Linked DNA regions of Homo sapiens: region 1 is linked to region 2. The links are chromatin contacts, found by Hi-C or POLR2A ChIA-PET in ENCODE. All regions are on one chromosome and are shown on one strand. The core of a region is the stretch at or near the end of the contact, and the rest is flanking DNA. Distances in the headings are between cores, read along the strand shown.

Region 1 (7,382 bases), core at 3,831-6,330, 1.2 Mb before region 2:
TCCTGGCCTCAGCGCACGCCTGCGCACTCCGCGTCCACGTGCAACTCAATGTGCCCACGTGTTCCCTCCGCCTTCCCCGGAAGCAGCTTGTGCTCTAGTTACAGGCTCAAAAAGTTCCTTTGCAGAAACTTTTATTTTGTTCTAGCTTCTTCTAGAAAGATGTCTCTGGCAACGCCTTTGGCAAATTTGGGCGCAAAGATGCAGACTTTGTCTCCTCGAAGGTCACTTGGGTCACCGTGGCCACTTAAAGGTCTTCCAAGGTTTTCCAAATAATCAACAGCCTCTGCCTGGTCTTGGAAAGTAAACACACACGTGCTCATACTTTTTTTCTTTGCTTCCTGACTGAGGGCATGTGATTATACCTGTTGGTGTTACTTAAAGACAAGCTTTTTAAGTTTTGTTTTTTTTTTTTTTTGCTATGGAACTTTTCTAACAATTTCATAAGGGAACCCTTGTGTGCCTATCATCTAGTTTCTACCTTATCAATTCATGGTTAATCTTGTCTACATCTGCAGCCCAGGCACTCTTCGGGCAATGTTTTGAAGCAAATCCGAGAATTGTAAATGTGAGACAAAGTAGCGAACGTCTGCTTCTGGCCCCCAGCATAGTCCTCCCTCACTGTGAAAAAGCCACGTTTGTTCACTGTGTTTGTCAGCATTTCAGACCCCTTGACTTAGTAACATCTCAGCCCTCCAGAAGAATGCCTTGAAGACTGCGGAGAGAACTCAGGTTCCCACCTCTCAGAGTCACTGCATTTTTAGAAAAGATACTTTCAGAGATCTAGGCCTTGCCTTTTTCTGTACCTAACGGACAAGATTAATGATGATGCCTAGACTTACTCTCGCACCCAAACTTTGAAAATATTTTGATCTTATATAGCTTCTGGGCACTTTTAATGTAACCCCTGGGCAGAACCTCTACCACCTAATATTTAAAGTGTGCTGACCCACTGCTTTGGAGTAGTTTAACAGAAATTCTCTGGGCTCTCCCTGGTTGCAGTCCTCAGTAAGACTCTGAATAAAACTAACTTCACTAACTTCAATTCTTTAAAAGCCTGATTTTTTTTCTTTAGTTGATGTGTCTTTTAAATTTATTTTTTAGAGCAGTTTCAGATTTACAGAATAGTGAAATGAAAGTGCTGACTGGGCGTGGGGGCTCATGCCTGTAATCCCAGCACTTTGGGAGGCCGAGGCAGGCAGATCACTTGAGGTCTGGAGTTCGAGACCAGCCTGGCCAACATGGTGAAACCCCGTCTCTACTTAAAATAAAAAAATAAAAAAAAATTAGCTGGGTGTGGTGGCAGGCGCCTGTAATCCCAGCTACTTGGGAAACTAAGGCAGGAGAATCGCCTGCACCCAGGAGGCGGAGGTTTCACCGAGCCAAGATCACTGCCACTGCACTCCAGCCTGGGCAACAGAGCAAGACTGTCTCAAAAAAAAAAAAAAAAAGAAAAAGAAAGAAAGAAAAGAAGGTGCTGTACAGAGTTCTGACAGAAGCCACATCGTTTCCCCTATTATTAGCATGGTCTGTTAGCATGATACATTTGTTATAATTAAGGAACCAAGGAACCAACATTGATACAGTATTAACTAAAGCCCATCTTTTTGATTTCCTTCGTTTTTACCTACTGTCCCTTTTCTGATGCAAGATCTCATCAGGATATCATATTACATTTAGTTTTCATGGATCCTTAGGCTCTTCTTGGCCATGGGACTTCCTTAGACTTTGTTTTGATGACCTTGATGTCAAGTTTCCAGGAGTACTCTCAGGCCTTTTGTAGGATGCCCTACTTTTGGAATTTGTCTGATGTTTTTCTGCTGGTAGGAAAGGAGTTACGGGTTATTGGAAGGAAGACCACAGAGGTAAAAATGCCATTTTTATTGCATCATATCAAGCATACATCCTATGAATATGATTATGACAATTGATGTAGGATTTGGTCATCTGGCTGTGGTAGTGTTTGTTGGGTCTTTCTACTATATTCTTTTTTTTCCCTTCCCTTTTCATACTATACACTTTGGAAGGAAGCTATTATTTGAAGCCCACATTTAAGGAGTAGGGAGTTATGTTGTCCCTCTTTGAGGATGCAGTATCTGCAGAAATTATTTGAAATTCTTCTGCATGGGAGATTTGTCTCTTCTCCATTTACTAATTTAATAACGGACTCGGATATTTATTTTATACTTTTTTTTTCTTATTTTATACTTTTCTAATCCAAAACTACTGTATTTCCTTGCTCAGATTTTTCCAGCTTTGGCCACAGGAAGCTCTTTCAGTTGGTTTCTGTTCCTTCACATACTATCATCAGGTGGTATTTTGTTTGTTAAGCACTTTATTACTTTCTGGGATATTGTATCTTTTCATCCAAAAATATTGTAAGTAGGTGTCTTTAAGAGATTACCACTTTTTAAGTAATATCACCAAAACATATCCCAACTTTAAAAACAATAATTTCTCTTGCTTTCCTTTCTTTTCTCCTTTTTCTCCTTTCCTCTCCTTTCCTTTCTTTCTGAAAGGGTCTTGCTCTGCCGCCCAGACTAGAGTGCAGTGGCACAGTCATAGTTCACTGCAGTCCTGAACTGCTGGACTCAAGCCATCACCCTGCCTCAGTAGCTGGGATTACAAGTGTGAGCCATAGTGCCTGGCCATAATTTCTTAATATCATAAAATTAATACTAAACATTTCCAGATACCTCAAATGTTATTTTTTAATTTTCTTTTTAGAGATGGGATCCCACTGTGTTGTCCAGGCTGGTCTCAAACTCCTGAGCTCAAGCAGCCCACCTTGGCCTCCCAAAGGGCTGGGATTACAGGTGTGAGCCACCACACCCAGCCATTCAGATGTTATCTTAAATCGTTGATATGTTCAAATCAGTATCAAAACATCCTGTATTTGCACTCAGTGATATATTTTAAAAAGGGGTTTCTCTTTAAATCCTGTACTTCTCTTGCAATTTATTTATTACAGTAACTGCAGGGTTTTTTTTTTTTTCCATTCAATTTTGTTGATTGCATCCCCCGGCAGGAATACTTCACAGGTGGTGTTGTGCTTCTCTATTGTAGCATTTCAGAAAATACATAGTATGTAGTTGTTTCACTTTGGAGGATATTAAGATTGATCTAGTAGGTTCAAGTGGTGCCAGCCCCATCCATCCATTACAATACGAAGCTTCCTATCAGTTTTTCATCTAATGGTTCTAGATTCACAGATGACCATTACCTAGATCCATTATTTCATCAGGGTTTGCAAAATGGTGATCATCTATCTTTCTTTCTGCAATTATTACATGGAGTTCTACAGAGAAGAGCTTCCCCACATTGACTATTTGATTGACATTCAGTTTGCAACAGGAAAGGTAGGATGAATGCTTGATTCTTTATCAGTTCTCAGATTGTAATGACTTGTTGGCATCTTTCCAAGAGGGTCAATGACATTAAAAAAAATAAATGCACTCACTGATTTTTTTACATAGTGCGTCTCAACCAGTTGCTGTTATTATTTTTGAATGCTAAATTTGTCCTGTTTGAGAAGTTGGGGCATCTTTGAACTGCCTTCTGAGTCTTTTGGGTACAGTTCATGTTATCTTTGCTTTTCTTCCTTGCTTTCTGCTACAAGCAATATGTCCTAGGCTATCTTGCATATTTCTTGCCCCTACTGGGAATCAGCACTTAACCTCCAAGAGAAGCCAAGGTAACTTTTTTTGGGCAATGCTCTTTAGAGATCACAATCTGGGGAATAGGAGTGTGCAATGGGTTGGTCACTGTTCTAAGAGTTTTCAGTGGACACACCTTTTTTTTCACGAAAAAAATGTACCATGAGTTAATTCTGATATTTGTAAATTCAAATATAGGATTGCAGAATTTTAATATAATGTCTTTGGTTTATATTTGTATTTCTTTTCTCTTATGGTGAAAAACTTGGTTCACAAAGATATATTTATATACTTTATACTAATTATAAATTCAGAAATATTCAGAAATAGTAATACCTATGTTATTACTGACGAGTACCGAAAACAGCTTAAGGTTTCTTCAGTTTTTTCCCCTTGGATTAATGTCTCCCTAGGAAGGCTTGGTCGATTTATTGTTTTAAAGTCAAATCATTTATTTTCTATGACAAGACACTTTAACTGCAAAATGTGCTTCAGTGTAGTACCTTCATTTAAGGAGGAGTGAGGTGCCATTACACCTCCGTGTGTGTGTTTTGCCAACAGTATCGAAGACGCTTAACAGAACAGTAGTAAGTTTTGCTTTACAAATTCTTACATTGCAGAATCGTCTGCATCAGCTATTTTCATTCATGAGATATGTGTAAGACCTAAACCAAAGAACATCGTTTCCCCGGACTGAGGAGGTTTGCGAAACCTCCAGAGACTGAACTGCTGACCTTCCTTCTCTGGGCCGGGCGAGGCAACTGTACCCAATACACTTTTTGTTGCCATGCTGCGTGCCAGGTTACTCAGCCGGGAGAGGACACTTCCTACCATCAATGCGCTCAGCTTGAAGCCAGAGACGAAGGCACCGACAGTTTATTATTAAACAATGGCAGCAGCGCCACGCTGAAGACACGAACGCGCTGTTATGGAACCCCCAGAGGTCTCCCCCATCGTAGCCTGCTCCAGCCGACTCCGCCCACGTAAGGTGCAAGGTTTCCGCATGAGAGCCGGGAAGCCACAATTTCAAATTCTCTTTTATTGCTTTATGTCCCTGACTCATGCAGGCCAAAGGGTGAGGAGGAGTAATAGCCAACAAGAGCGTCCTGCAGAAAGAAACAGGCTGCGTGGGTCCGGAGGAGCTTGAAAGGAAGAACCCGACCAAAGGGCAGGAGACCCGGCTCTCCAGGTCGCGGAGGCGTGGGTGCCCAGCCAGGCGGAGTGCGGGGCGGGGCCTCTCGGGCCGCAAGGTGGGGCCTCCTGGGCCGGGAGGTGGGAGGTGAGCTCCGCCAGCCCAGCCCACTGCAGACAGGTTACCCAGGACCTCAAGGTGTGCTGCGTCACCCCGCCCGCGCTGCGCTGATTGGTTCCTCCAGGGAGCCCCCGCCCCCTCAGCTGTAACCGGGCCGGCTTCAGTGTCGCCGCCATCTTTGTTGATGTGTCAGCTCCGCAGGGGTTTGGGGAAACGGCCGCTGAGTGAGGCGTCGGCTGTGTTTCTCACCGCGGTCTTTTCCTCCCACTCTTGGCTGGTTGGACCCCGCTATGGAAAAGTTGGCCCCTGAGCCAGAGCTCCAGCAGCCTTGTTAGGGCGTGGCCTGAGGCTTGGATAAGTGGGGTAAGTGTCTGAGGGGTACTCGGGGCACACCGGTGAGTCGCGGTGGCGGTGCGGTGGGGCTGCCAGCCTTCCGCTCCTTCCTGCACGTTCCGTGGCGGGGGCGAGGGCGAGTGCGAGGTGGAGGTCGAGGTCGAGCGGGCTCCCCGCCTGGCTCCTTTGAGGGCGCGGAGGAAGGGGAGGGCTGGGGAACGGGTTTCAAGCCCTTTCCTCTCCCTGCCTTCCTCCTTCGGTTCCGGGACCTTGGAGGTGGCAAAGAGGGGTCAGCGGGGGTCGTGGGGGCTGTGCCTCGAGAGCGTCTGAATTCGAGCCCATTGCCTGGGCTGCGTGTGAACTGCAGCCAAGCCCTACCTGCTCGAGAATCTTTCCTAGACTCAATCGCCTATTTCGTTTTTCGTCTCAAGTTGACTGTATGTGGGTGTTTTATATTTACTGTTGTGAAGACTTGTTACCCTCTTCCAAACACTTCCATTACTGTGATTCTAAGTTCCTTAGAAGTGATTCTTTGGAGTGGTGGATACTGTTCTTTATGTTGTCTTTCAAGGACGTCAAGGCATTTCATAAACCTTGGTTGGTAAGGAAGGGGTTTCAGATTTATGTCTCCATCAGTAATGAAAAATGGCAAAAACAAAACAAAAACCCTTCTACGTGTCCCTAAGTAGCAATCTTGGGAAACAGTGCAGGTGTGAGTATTGCTTAGCTGTTAACAGTTTAACAACTTCACCTAATATTCCCATCTTGATTTTGTTTAGAGGAAAAAGTCCTGGATTTCGAGTCAGAACATCTGGATTAGAATCCTACTTCTTTCACTTGATAATCTTGTTACCTGTGGAAATCAGAAGAGAGAATATAGTAAAAATACGCAGTACAGTCCCAGGTACTTGGCCGTTTTCTCTGCATGTGTGTCATGTTCCTTTGATGCCCAGCTTTTTTTTCTTCCAAAACGATAGGCCGGGTGTTGTCTTCTAAGGTGTTCAGTAAATCAGGGTTTCAAGAGGTGTGCTGGTAGTCATTCAGAAGAAATTAATCTGCTATTATCTATTTAGGTATGCTAGTTGTGGGTGTGGCTTTCCCAACTATCAAGTACACCTTAATATTTACCGAGTGTTCATCTCGTGGGAAGGATTCAGGTTCAAGAGAGATTGATAGTGAAACTGAACTATCTCTGTGTGTAATGTACACTGTTCCCTGTGTAACTTCAATTCTTTATCCAACATTACACAAATAAAAAACAGTAATGATTGGCTAGGTTCATTTTTCTCTTTTATTTCTGGTCTTTTCATGTTATTTTTAATGCAGTGAAGATATTAGATCACGAATCTTGCAGTATTAAGAATTAAAACTTTTTACAGCATAATAGGCAAACGTATGATTACTGAAGATTCTCCCTGGAAATGCATGGATTGTGTTTGTTTTTTAAAGGCCCTGTTAAATTCAGAATAACTGCATATAAACTTAAGGTTTCTTTAAACAGTGGAGATTCCATAGTGTGTCATTGGCTTTTGAGTCCTATTTATTGCTAACGGAAAGGGTTGGCTGGTGTGTATCACAGTGACCACTCTAACCTTTTAGTTCTTTCACCCATAAAGTAGAGTTGTCCTTTAATGCTATGCAGTGACAGCATAGCTAATGATTGCTTAGTATGTTCAGTTTAGAAACATCTATTTGCAGCTTTATGCTGACATCACAGAGTGAAGATAAAAGCATTGCAGTATACTGACTCCAGGAAGAGACAGTAGGTTGAAGCACAAAGCAGCTTTATTTGGAGATTTAGAAAATAATCTTTCCCTTTGAAGAAGGACTGGTAATCTGCACTAGTTTCTCAAATTCATGCAACAGTTTCGTGTTAAAGTAAGAATCCTTACCCTGAAATTTTTTTTCTTTTAGTAAAACTTAGGTTTTTCTTTTATCTCTACCTTAAAATAACTAAAGCTGGTTTTTCAATTTCTCATAAACATATCACTGAGTTTACAGTATTGCAAATGTTATACTTAGTATTCATTTTAGGGGCAGCAGTGAGATCATAGATAATTTAATCTATTGTTTCAAACTGCTTTGAACTTTCTTAGCTACTGAGATTTAAAAAATGTATTTGGGCTAAAAAGTAAGAAAAAGGA
Region 2 (6,992 bases), core at 1,427-3,926:
CTTGCGTCCAGGGATTCGTAATCCAGGCTTCTTAGAAGAGGGAGGGAGGGATGAGGAGGAGGGGGTTCAGGGTGAGGGCAGGGGGCACAGGCCGGTGGGGGAGGGGATGAGCCGTATTAACAAATGTCAGGGTTGGGCGCGGGACCGACCCTGCAGGAAGCGCCCCCCGAGCCCGGCACCCCGCGCTGCCCTGGGGCCCCCAAAGTTGGGTGGCCGGCGATCGGCGGCCCACTCCCTTGAAGGAGAGGCGCCCCAGCCTCCCTCGGCCCCCGCACCTCCTTGAGCCCGCACACCCTGGTCTCTGGCCCCCCTGGGGCCCACGACGGGCCTACACGGAAGCTGGCGAGCGCCGACCCCGCCATACATCCCAAGGCGCCAAAATTCCCTAGAAATACACAAGTCCGCTTGGAGGAGTCCATTCCGGCTGCACACAAACCAAGAATCCGGGCCGCAGGGGCCTCCCCGCCCCACTCAGCCCTGCTGCCCTGCGCGGCCCGGGAGAGCCCGCAGCCAGTGCGCCGGGCAGCGGAGCCCGCCACGGCGCCCAGGGCGCTCGCGGCCCTGCGGGTTGCCAAAGAAAAGGACGCCTCAGAGCCCCCAAGTTTGCGGTGGGACCAATCTGGGAAGTGTGACCTTCCAGGGGAAGGGGGAAGGAGGGCCGAGAGCCAGCAATCTCCACTAGAAAGCTAAATACATAGTCGCCCAAAAGAGAAAGCCAAGGAGCCTCTCCAGGGCCCCGGGCTCTGCGCGCTAGCCAGTTCTCAAGTCCAATGCCTGGAGGAAACCCACTCTCTACCCCGCGCATCGGGCGCAGCACAGTCAGTCACTCGTGGCCCGCAGCGGCAGCCAAGGGGTTAACCGGGGAAAGCCCAAGACGCCACAGAAGAGGGAAGGAAGAGAAGGAGAGAGAGGGAGAGAGAGCAAAGGAAGAGCCACAGAGTCATCTTCCCAGGGTGAAGAAACAAACACCACCACCAAAGGGGGAGGGGGAACCAGAACGCAAAGGAAAGTTCTTCGGATTCCCCCCCCTCCCCACCAACAAAGCCCTGCTTGGACAGAGAGGTCTCCCCAACATCACGAGGCAGCAAACTGAAAGCAAGAACGTGGCGAAGTGCAAACAAATCCAGTCCACAAAAGGCAGAAAAGTTTGGAGAGTTTCGGGCCTCCTGGGCCACGAGCGGGGGAGGGGAGGGAGGGAGGGGAGGAGGCGGGGAGGGGGAGGCGGGGAGGGGGCAGGGCAGGGGCCGCATGCGGGGCCCGGCGGGCGGCGCGGGCGGGCGGGCAGCGGGCGGGGGCCGGGCGCGGAGGCACTTACGGTTCGGGCGGTGGGCGAGAGCGATCCGTTGGGGAGGTAGGGGCTCGTCAGGTCGGGGATCATGATGAAGGGGTAGCCGGGATACGGTGGCCCCTTAAAGAGCCCTCCATCTTGCCTCTTGGCCGCTAACATGGCGGGGCGGCGAGGGGACAGCGGCGGCCGCGCGGAGCGGGAGAGAGTGAGGAGAAACTTTTTAGAAAGTGCCCCGAGGGGCCGGGCGCCCCGACCGGGCCGGCGCAGGGCCAGGCCGAGCCGGGCGCGGGGCCGGGGCGCGCGGGGCGGCCGGCCCGGGGGGCGGCTCCGGGCGGCTGCGGGGCGCGCGGGGCGTACTCACCTTCTTCCAAACTTTCCCGGGATTTGTCTCGGAAACTTTCGGAGCGAGGCGGAGGCCGTCTTTCCGCCTTCCCAGAGGGGTGGAGGTGGGGAGGGCGAGGGGCAAACGCCACGCAGAAGGGGGAGAAGGGGGAGAAAAAGAATCGGCGAGGTCGAGGGGGGGGTAGAAAAAAACAGGGTTACAAGTTTTTGCAATGGTGGCACCGTACGCACACGCCGCCCGCCGGGCCCCGCCGCCGCCCCCAGCCCCGATTTCTCCCCTTTCAGCAACATTTGCCAAGCCCAGGAAACAGATAAAAAACCCCACCAGCCCGAGGGGCTTTTCCTACCTCGGAATCGGAGGAGCTGTTTTGATTCGTTTCTGATTCATTGACTAGAGACGATTTGACATCAGCTAAATCCCTCTCTGCCGAGGAGTTTTCGGAGCTCTTCTCCTCCTGTTCGCCCTCGTCTTTGAAGGAAATCAGTTCGTCGTTGGCGCCTAGGTCATCCCCTCCACCGCCGTTCAGCTGCGGCATTTTTTTTTCACCCACCAGCAGCAATTTTGGAAGAAAAATGAAGGAGGAAGAAAAGCCAAAAAAAATCACCCCCAAAAAGTTTTGCCCCCCCAAAAAATATTGCAAGAAAAAGACGAGTCCAAGGTGAACTTTTTTCTGCTTGGGGGTCTTTTTCTCCTGGGGAGGGGAAAAGAGGGAGGAGGGGAGGGGAAGGGGGGGGAGATCTTCTGCACGCGTGAGTTTGGGTTTCTTTTTTCTCTCGTTCCCAAGGATCCGATCAATGTGCAAAAAAATAATAAATAAAAAAGGGGGGTAAAAAAAAAAAAAACACCAACAACAACAAGAAGTCAGATATAAAGAGCAAAGGGGGGGGGAAGCCGAAGATACAGGAGGTGCTCGTGCCGCTCGGATTTGAGTGAGTTGAAGTTAGACTGAGAGCTTTTCAGTTCAAAGGCGGCGCTGATTGACAGATAGAAAAAGGGGGATCGAAATCCGGAGGAACGGAGTAGTCTGGGAGCGGAGATTATTGACAGGGCGAGAGGAACACACTGCCTTAATGAGATGCCGGAGGGCGGGGCCGGCCCAGTGACGTGTGCATAAATAAACAGCCGGGGTGGGCGGGGCGGGGGCGGCTAACAATGATCCTTTCGGGCGCCGGGAGAGGGAGGAGGGAAAGAAGGAGGAAGAGAGGGGCGGGGAAGCCGGGGGGAGACGGAGGGAGGAGTGTGCAGGGGGAGCGGCCTGCGCGGAGTGTGTGCGAGCCCGGGATTCTGGGCGAGGGTGCAGGGACTTGCTCCGGGAGGGGGCGGTTTCAGAAAGACAATGCGGGGTGGGAGAGGAGGAGAAGGGGGTGGCGACCAAGTCAGGAATCCGAGCCGAGGAAGGCGGAAGGAAAGCCCACTTGGGGGGCGGGGATGGGGAGAGGCCCAAAACAGTGCACTTTAGAAATATTAGAAATAAGTCTTAAGGGAGGGGGAAAAGGAAGGGTAGTATTTGAGAAAGTGGTGGCTGGGGGAGGGGGTGGGGGGGTGCTTGGTGGTTAATTCAGCAGTGAAATCAGCCACCCTTAGACGGGATGCGACAAAAGTGGTCAAAAGGAAAGATCAACCCTCCACTTTCAGAGAGCTTGGGGAAGTGAAGGGGCTGGTCAAAGTTCCTGGTCATCTACAATGAAAGAAACTATTAACCCATGAGGCCTCCCTCCTCCCTTTTTTGTTTATTAGTAGTGAATCATTTCATGAAATGTTAAGTCCCACTAGGATGGATATGCCAAAACGACTTTTTATGCAAAAAACAAATGCTAAATGTCAGAAACATTAAAAGTATCCTTAAGGAAAAATATATGATTCTTTTAAATGTAGAGTGGTGTTTTGCTTTTTTTTTTTTTTTTTTAACTGACGTTGGAGGTAGTAGGAAATGAGCTAGAGTCAAAGTCCTTTTTGACTTAGGAGGTGAAAAGTTTGGGCGTTAACACCGTCAGGGAAAATAAAACTGAAAGTTCACCAACCCCTGGGATCAGTTGGGCTACAGTGTTTCTCGAAGGGGGTCTGAAATGAAATCCCCGAAAGACTGACCAAAATAATCAAGATGTAGGTGGCTCTGGCAGGAAATTGCTAACCAAACCGATGCTAGAAGACCTTCGGGAGAAGATGGGAAACCTGGGGCTTGAGGCAGGTATTTGTTGACTTTTAGGTATTAGAGGAGGAGCAGACTGATTTGCTACAAAATGGGGAATGGAATTATGTTAAAGAGGAAAGACCCAGCTCCCAAAACACAATGTTCCTGGGTGATAGAGCAAGAAAATTCATTTTTGCAAATACCCAGTAAGAAGTAGACTGGACACTACAACATGAAAAAGAGAAAAAAGAAAAAAATAAATCAGTAGGATTTAGCAAATTGCCTCTTAGGAGTAGTATTAGTCTAGAGTCCAGGATGTACTGTTGTCCCACCCTTCCCTGAAAAAGCTCACCTGCACTTCAGCTGGCCCATCAGCACCGAGGTTTCCAAAAGAAAGCAAATTTGCCATGTAATATTTAGAGAGTTTGGGGTTTCAGCAAAACTGTTTTATAGGCTAAAGTCTCAGAAAGACTACTAAAAATAATGATACCGAGATTGACAAGGCCAACGAATTCCCCTGCACTGGAAAAAAATCACAACCACATTTGCACACTAAAGAATAAGATGCAGGCAAAATAAAAATGGGTTGGGGGGGAGGCAGAGGAGAATCACTGTAACTCCCAACTTTGATATTAATCAGAATATCAGAAGTAGAGTGAGAAGGAGCCTGAAAAGAAGTAAAACAAATGTGTACATTTAATCAGACAGGATTGCATAGGATACAAAGCACAGGGCTAATTAGTCTCAGCAGGTAGGACTAACCTTCAGACTTCATAAATAAATAAGGCAGGTGCAGTGTCTAAGAGGGAGAGTGGAGACAGAAAGGGGATTATTTCAAGACACCAAGTGAAAACATGAAGAATGAAATGCTTCACTGTTAAATCCATGTACAAATGGACTTAACAGTTTCCTTTTTTAGGTCTTTTACTTGGTTGCCTTTAGATTTACACATTTAGCGAAATGACCATAGCTTTATACACTTGCTAATTGTCACCTGTATACTTGATGTGCCTAAGTCTGTCTATATGCAGCGTAGACTTTACTAAGGCTCATTTTAGGGACTTAGTTACTTAAACTGGAACACATTTATAGGAACTCAATTTTATGGCAATTTCTTTGTCCTGTGTGGTAGTTTTTTGTTTTTTATTTTTTTAATCAAACCCTGGTCTGAATTAAGTTGGATAATGAGGTCTTCTATGTTCTTTATAGTACTACCTGTATAATAAAATCTCAGGAATATACTGAATTGAAATTTTAAAGAATGTACTTACTGATTTTACTATACTGGCCTGCATTTTTATCATATGTAAATACTAAGGGCTTTGTTCCCATGATTAGTAACTTTATCCATTTTGGCATATCCTTATTTTTCTCATTCAAAGGGAACTCTTTTGAATCTCTCCTTCCTTAAATCTCTGATTTAATTAAGCAATTAAAAAGTTATTCTGTGATAGTGCATGTCCCACATTTAATTTCGTTGCCTGGTGCTGTACAAAGGCTTGAGTAGACCAGCAAGATCTCAGAGGGGCCAGATCCCTGATGCTCTGCAAGTCCCTCAGGTGATGCCTGAATTGAGGAGCGGGGGGGAATGGCAGAATTGGCACTGCAGTAGCCAGGCAGCAAGGTATTGAAAAATACCTTGAATAGCCGGGCGCAGTGGCTCATGCCTGTAATCCCAGCACTTTGGGAGGCCAAGGCGGGCGGATCACGAGGTCAGGAGATCGAGACCATCCTGGCTAACACGGTGAAACACCGTCTCTACTAAAAATACAAAAAATTAACCAGGCGTGGTGGCGGGTGCCTGTAGTCCCAGCTACTCGGAAGGCTGAGGCAGGAGAATGGCGTGAACCCGGGAGGCGGAGCTTGCAGTGAGCCGTGATGGCGCCACTGCACTCCAGCCTGGCCAACAGAGCGAGACTCCGTCTCAAAAAAAAAAAAAAAAAGAAAAGAAAAAAAAAGAAAAATACCTTGAATACTATTTGAAAAAAAAGGTAGGCTGGCCCACAATGTGAATGTGTAATTTATAGATTTGGTGTGAAATTTTAAACACAGTTGACTTGGGTCCAAGTGCTGAGGCAACTTCTCTGTGGATACTGATGACTCCTGGTTTATAGGACCAAGCGTTCTGCCCAAATGGCAGAGATTTGAAAAACACAGGAAACCAGACCAGTTCTGACTTTAGCCTGAGCCAGGGGATTTTGCCACCATGGGCTCTGCATGTTGGGAAATGGGTGGGAGGGGGGAGAAGCTGTGCCCTCATCCCTTGGAATCCAGTTAGGTCTCTGCATATTTTGGGAGGAAGGCAGGGAGAAGCTGGGCCCTCACCCCTTGGAGTCCATTCCTGGCGCCAGTCCAGGTCCTGAACTGTAAGTAGCTGTCCCTAGGCCTCTCTGACTTTGACCTCGCCCTCTTCATCCACTGCCCTTCTGCTGCTTCTCTTCTGTTTTCTCCTCTCCTTCAGCCCTCCCTTGATTAAATCCTTCTCTTTGGATACATGCTGATACCTTAAAACTTAAGTGAGTAGTGTTACCTCTTCCAGAGGTGCTTCCTTGTTTATCCCTATCAATGAGCATGAAAAGGAGGTTTCTGTTTACACAAATCACCTTTTAAGTGTTGGTTCCCCACGTGGGAGATATGGTGAAGTGTTAGGTGCCCATTGAAATACAGGAATGTGCCTGACAGGGGACTGCAGAAATAGGCCTGCCACAGGCTGTGTCACCCACGGCCCCTTCGTCTTGTCTCACCTGGTGGATGAGGTGGTTGGAATGGGCTTTTTTAAGTTGCCTGTTAATATTTAAAAGTCCGTGATTCCATCGTTTCACCACACGCCCCAGTTATGGCTCAGAGATTCACGCACACCAGCAAAGAAGACAAACCATATTGAAAGCTTGGCTCTGGAATTTGAGAAAAACAAGGCTAGTCTGTCAGATTTACCCGAAGTGGGGAATACATGTTGACAACCATATTCAGCTCCCCCAGTCACTCGGCAAGATTCTGCTAAGTTACCCTTGACAGTGATATGTACATGTGTGGGTGTGTGTATTTGTGTTCCTGTGTGATTTTTCTTTAAAGATCTGGGCTCCAAGATGGATGATCTGTTACCCCACTGTGTTGGACTTATCTATGCCGGGAGTGTGCTAAAGGAAGCCAAAAAAAGACTCTGAAAACATAAGGAAGCTATAAAATGGGGAAATGTTTAGAAGCCAAAGTCCTGATTCCGCTGTGAGATT

What was found. A loop is a pair of places that touch in the nucleus more often than their neighbours do. ChIA-PET counts read pairs that join two places held with the same protein, here RNA polymerase II (POLR2A). Pooled maps may share reads with other maps.
Region 1: a loop to region 2 is called in a map of CD8-positive, alpha-beta T cell, with 5 times the contacts of the local background. The contact joins the promoter of CCDC186 here to the promoter of TCF7L2 in region 2. A Hi-C loop is called at or near these places in 1 of 168 maps with a recorded cell type or tissue (CD8-positive, alpha-beta T cell) and 8 of 50 pooled maps. POLR2A ChIA-PET finds 5 or more read pairs at or near these places in 1 of 52 experiments (CD8-positive, alpha-beta memory T cell).

Annotation. Positions count from the first base shown.
Region 1 is chr10:114,171,901-114,179,282 of GRCh38, reverse strand. It overlaps CCDC186 (coiled-coil domain containing 186), which reads left to right and starts at 5,080. Exons shown (of 16, transcript NM_018017.4): 1 at 5,080-5,268. MIR2110 (microRNA 2110) reads left to right here and starts at 5,104; the gene lies at 5,104-5,178. It also overlaps a transcript of TDRD1 not described here. RefSeq lists a silencer at 4,745-5,014 and enhancers at 5,075-5,274, 4,870-5,398.
Region 2 is chr10:112,945,931-112,952,922 of GRCh38, reverse strand. It overlaps TCF7L2 (transcription factor 7 like 2), which reads right to left and starts at 2,676. Exons shown (of 15, transcript NM_001367943.1): 1 at 1,978-2,676; 2 at 1,650-1,716; 3 at 1,316-1,440. The coding sequence starts at 2,166. It overlaps LOC124902502 (a long non-coding RNA gene), which reads left to right and starts at 581. Exons shown (of 2, transcript XR_007062291.1): 1 at 581-1,145; 2 at 1,916-2,294.